2 separate regions of the Mus musculus genome follow, and region 1 is linked to region 2. The links are chromatin contacts, found by Hi-C or POLR2A ChIA-PET in ENCODE. All regions are on one chromosome and are shown on one strand. The core of a region is the stretch at or near the end of the contact, and the rest is flanking DNA. Distances in the headings are between cores, read along the strand shown.

Region 1 (2,700 bases), core at 119-2,618, 44 kb after region 2:
GAGAGATCCACCTCCCTCTGCCTCCTCATCCTCTGCTGTGATTATAGGAGTAGACCCCCCCACCCAGCTTCAGTGTGGTTCTCGTATTTCTTCTTGCAAGGCTGTTTTACTTTTTCATAATATGTGGACACCTGGAATTCCTATTTACGTGGTGGCCATCTCTTACCATCACCTCTGAAGCATCTGCATGGGCGTCTCCAGAGCTGAACCCTCTGAAAACTTTCAGACAGGTGTGAAGCTGAAAGGACTTGGGGGCTGTGCTTGTGAGAATGGACTCTACCTAGCAATTAAAAAAAAATCTATCTATCTATCTATCTATCTATCTATCTATCTATCTATCTATCATCTATCCATCTATCGTGTGTGTATGTGTGTGTGTAAGGAGAGGTCCCAGCTTCTCAGAGTTCTAATTTTAGAAACAACCAGATTGCATTGAATATTTATATCCACAACGATAACTAGTGGGCTGGAGAGAGCCCGATATCTCTCTGCCTTTGCTAAAGAGCAAGACAGATTGAGAAGAACCCAGCGTGTGGGTGGGCAAAAGAAGTTTCTTGGCGGACAGTGAAGTGTGTGTATGTGAGTCTTCTCATTTGCCCTCTGGTTTGGGCCCCTCTGGCTCTCGGGTGTGCAGTATCCAGCGCAGTGACTCCTCACTCTTGTTTGTCTGTGCCCATCACCCCTGGGATCAGGGTGAAGTGAGCGTGTGAGGTCAGGAGAACGCTCACTGGAAGGCACCTAGTCCTAGCCTGGTATTCGCTGTGCATCCATCCGATCTCTGACTTGTGGAACCGGCCCCAGCTGACAGCCTGCTCACCTGGGAGAGTCACCTGCTGCCCCTTCCTTTCCGCTTTCAAACCCATGGGAGAGCCCCGAGGGCCTTGCTGCCCTGTTTCTAGGCTCCCTCAGTGAGGCTAATTTTCAGGTGACCGTGTACGTGCTTGGCCCAGGCTCCTGTGCGCCGACACACCGAGAGGGAGCGTGCTGGTGTCAGGGACCGGGCGGGTCCATATCCGGGTGTACCGGGTGGGTAGGACCGTCCCTCCCTCCAGGTCTCGAGGTGGGTTGGGGGTGGGGAGAAGGGCGTGCGGAGATTTCCCCGGTCAGGATCCAAGTGAGGGGGCAACAAAAGGCTAGGGTGAAGGGGGCCGATGTAGGGCGTGCCCACTCTGTCTGCCAGGCCCGCCCCAGGAGCATCCTTAGCCCGGGCTCCGAGCGACTGCAAGGTTCGAGGAGCTGGAGGAGGAGGAGGGACCTGGAGCCCCGAACTTGCCCGAGAAGTGGCTGGAGGGCGGGGCCGGGCCCTGGTCGAGGCGGGAGGAGGGGCGGCCGCAGCTGCAGCTAGCCCGGCTGGCTTCCTTCCCAGCCCTCTTTCCCTCCTCCTCTTCTTCCTCCTGTATGAGTCAGGCATTTCCCGGGGAATCAGAGCAGCCACGCGCGGCCCGGGAGCCCGGAGCTGTAGCGGCAGCGGCGGCGGCGGCGGCGGCGGCGGAGGAGGAGGAGGAGGCGGCGGCGGGGCTGCCACCGCGGCGGCCACCGGCTCCCCGGGCGCGCAGCGATCATGGAGAGGGCGGCCCAGAGCACAGACGGCGGCGGTGGCGGGGGCAGCAATAGCAGCAGCCGGAGCAGCAGCCGCGCCACTTCGGCGGGCTCCTCGCCCTCCTGCTCCCTGGCTGGCCGAGGGGTGGCCAGCCGCTCTGGGGCCGCGGGACTGGGCGGCGGGGGCAGCCGCAGCAGTCCCGGCTCGGTGGCGGCTAGCCCGTCCGGAGGAGGCGGCCGAAGGAGGGAGCCGGCGCTCGAGGGCGTGCTCAGCAAATACACCAACCTCCTCCAGGGCTGGCAAAGCAGGTAAGGAGTCCGCCGCTCGCGCCCCCGCGCGCTCCCCGGGTGTGGAACGTGGCGCCACCCGCGGCTGGGGACTGCCTGGACACCTCGTCCTTCCTGCACCCTGGCGGGCGCCGCAGCAGCGGGAGGGAGGCAGGAACCCTGGTTTTCCTTGGGTGCTGAAAGCTGGCAGAATCTGGAGTGGCGTCGGGTGCGCCCTAGGTAGTTCCGGTGTCCTACCTGCTGAGGGTCTCTCACACCCAAGAAGAAGGGTTGAGAGGGACCCGCAGAGAGGGAATGCTCGGTGCCGGGCGCAGAAAGCATTCGGCACTCGTTGTCCAGCACAGTTCTCCCCACTCCGTAGTTCCTGTTAAAGTACGATGTTTGAAATACAACAAGGAACCTGTCACTTGTCATCTTTGGAGTGTCCCGCTCCCAGGGTGTGCATATCCCTTCCCTAGTGGGTGGCTTAACAGCGCAGTTTGTTATTATTCCCCGTTCAGGTGCATGTGAAGTTTCTTTGCTTCCCTCTCAAAGTTGCCAAGCCTTGAATTGGGCGTGGTGGCAGATGCTTGTAATGCTAGGCACTTAAGAGACATGAGGCCAGTGGACTTGAGTTTGGGGCTAGCCTGGGCTACATAGTGAATTCCAGGCTAGTCGGAGCCACATCGGGAGAACTTGCCCCAAAAAAGAAGTTGGCAAGTCTAGTGATGGACAGACTTCTGGAAGGATCGGGATGTCAGAGAGTGGAGTTCTCAGCATACATGGGGTGATGAGGTGTGGACTTCTGTTGTATGGAAGGACTTAAGGATCAGGCACAACGGCCTCTGTCTGTCTGTCTCCCTTTCTCCCCCCTCATCCCCCCATGTGTGTTGT
Region 2 (2,700 bases), core at 170-2,669:
AGATCGCTTGGTCTACCCAGCAACTATCAGGCCAGAGCTAAAGTAAAACCTGCCTCAAAGAAAAAAAATTTTTTTATTTAGTATATGCCAGGCACCAGGTAAAGGACTGAGGCCAACGCAAGGGTAGAGGCCAGCAATAGGAGGCCGGGGAGAGGCCACCGGTCCAGCCAGCTAAGGTTTCCTCCAAAAGTCCTTTCAGAGCCAAGTTTTCAAAGACCAGTCAGGTGGCTCCGACGACTCCAGAACAGTACCGCTTCTAGCAGCCTGAACTGTGGTGTGCGTCAGACCACAGGAAAACAGAAGGGGACAGAAGCCACGAGAATGGCCTTCAACTGTTCCACCCCTGGGCCGCGGGAAAAGTCTGGAACGCACCATACTCTGCCTCCTTCTCACGGAGACCCCCAACTTCTCCTGCGTTAAGGGCCACCAAGGTATGCAAACTACTGGAGGAGCTTCAAAGCCCTCTAAGCACCAAGCACTTTACAAGTTAAGTCAGAAAATACAGCCCAGTGGTGACGCGAAGCTCTGCAAACACCTTTCCCTGGGACCCTCACGTCCCGGTTGGGGGCTTGTTTTCTCTTCTCGGATACCACGTTAACATGATTGGGAACCACTCGCCAGAGGAAATGAGAACTGTCTCTTGAAGCCAGCACTGTCCCAGGTAGCAAGGACCCTTCTCACGCTCTGTGCCTCCGTTTCCCCAATCCCAAAACTGCAGTAAGGACAACTGAGCCTCTGCAAATTCCTCCACGGGGGTGATCGGCAGGGGAGAATAGAGAACGCCCTTGGGTTGTTTTGCCAAGTACCCGGGCGTGGCGAGCAGGTGGCCCTAACCGCAGGGTTACCAGTGCGCAAACAGGTGCCCGCGGGCGCGGTGCGCGCTACCACCCGGGCCACCTTGGCCCCGCACCTCGCGCTCTGGTTCCTCGGCGTGGCCTCTGTCCGTGCAGTGTCCAACCGGGACAGGCGGTCGCAGGCCCGCCTCTCTGCCTACCCGCGATGCCCTGGTGTCCACGCTGAAGCAGCGGGAGAGCAACCCTGGCCGGCCCGGAACCGGGGCTTCCTGGAGGCGGAGACCGCGCCGCCCACCCGCCTCTGCTCACCAGTTCCCCGAGCCCACGATGCACACTTTCAGAGGCGCCGCTGCCATGGCCAAGCCGGATCGCTGCTGCACAGCCTTCCTCTCAGGGCCAAGCCGGATCGCTGCTGCAAGTCGGATCGCTGCTGCAAGTCGGATCGCTGCAACACACACTGTGCCTCCCAGGCCGGCTGCTCACCTCCACAGGAACGGCCTAGTATAGGCGCTCCGGGCGACCCCGCCCCGCCCTCCTGTCCGCCAATGGCCACCGCCACCCTGCCTAGGCGCCTAGGGCCACAGCTGACAGCCCGGAGGACCCGCCCCACCACTCCCAGGAACCACTGCGCACGCCTGGTCCGGGTGGGTGGCCGGGTCAGCCTCCGGTGTCGCCCCACCCCTGCCCTAGGAATGTTGGGATGTGTAGTCCACCTCCCTGCGGGCTCCCTTTCAGTTCCAGGCGGGCCACGTGCAGGCCAATGTTATTGCGCAGACTGGAGCTCTGAGCTCCTGCTGCTGAGTGTCACTATCCTGGACAGAGCAAGCCCGACCCAACTTATACAAGTGTCACCTAATCGCAATTTGCGCAGGGACAACTATCACTTAAGGGTGGAGCCTAGACAGCCTAAGTAGTTGACTATGAATTCACCCAGATTTGGAGCCTGCGCCTGCTTTAACAACGGCTGTCAAATTCGTATAAACGGGACAAGTCCAGGCACCCCTGAATTTCCTAGCGAGCCTGGAGCTTTAAGTCTTCTGCCATTGATCTGGGAGTATCTACTCTACAAGGGTGGCGTCGTAGTTCAGTTGGTAGAGAACTAGATTGAACACAGGAAGTTCAAACACTAGCGCCTGGTGGCTCTGGCCTGTAATCACAGCACGTGGGAGACGGAGGGAGAATCTGGAGTCCCAGGTTATCCTTGGCCAAATAAAAATGGGAGGCCACCTTGTCGCAAACAAGTACCCTTGCATTTCAGGATGGAAAACTTGTCTACACAGGATCAAAGCAGAAACTTGAACTGTCCCCCTCATACGGTTACCCAAAGGGCATGCCCCTTTTCTCTCCCTGCCAGAGCTTCACAAAAAAGCCATCCAAACTGCTGTACTGCAATTGGGCACGCCGCGGCCGCGAAAAACAGAGATGGTGGAATGTGTTGTAATCTCAGCTTCAGGGAGGTAGAGACAGGACGATCGGCAGTTCAATGTCATCCTTAACTAGACAGTGAGTTTGAGGCTAACCTGGGTCACGTGAGCCCCTATCACAAAGCAAAAGCAAGAATGGAGAGTGCTAGCTCACTTAGCAAGGAAAGGTGTAACCCTAATGGAAGTCAGATCTCCAGGGCCCACGGAGGAAGGAGAGAATCGCACAGCCTCACAATAGTAAACAAACTTATTTTAATTAATTCATTTGTTGAGACAGAGTCTCACAGTGTAGCCCTGGATGGTCTAAAACATGCTAAAGACCAGGGTGGCCTCAAACTCACAAGAGGTCTGTCTGCCTCTCCCTCCCAAATGCTGGGATTAAAGGCAACTATCTGGATTAAATTAAATTCATTAAATTAATGTCTGGTTTAAAATAAATTTAATTTAAAAATAGAATAGGTTTATTTCTTGCACTCTAGAGG

What was found. A loop is a pair of places that touch in the nucleus more often than their neighbours do. ChIA-PET counts read pairs that join two places held with the same protein, here RNA polymerase II (POLR2A).
Region 1: a loop to region 2 is called in a map of heart, with 11 times the contacts of the local background. The contact joins the promoter of Osbpl10 here to the promoter of Gpd1l in region 2. A Hi-C loop is called at or near these places in 5 of 37 maps with a recorded cell type or tissue (heart and left cerebral cortex). POLR2A ChIA-PET finds 5 or more read pairs at or near these places in 2 of 5 experiments (Patski and embryonic stem cell).

What each region holds. Positions count from the first base shown.
Region 1 is chr9:114,977,117-114,979,816 of GRCm38, forward strand. It overlaps Osbpl10 (oxysterol binding protein-like 10), which reads left to right and starts at 1,369. Exons shown (of 12, transcript NM_148958.3): 1 at 1,369-1,848. The coding sequence starts at 1,562.
Region 2 is chr9:114,932,568-114,935,267 of GRCm38, forward strand. It overlaps Gpd1l (glycerol-3-phosphate dehydrogenase 1-like), which reads right to left and starts at 1,420. Exons shown (of 8, transcript NM_175380.5): 1 at 1,104-1,420. The coding sequence starts at 1,150.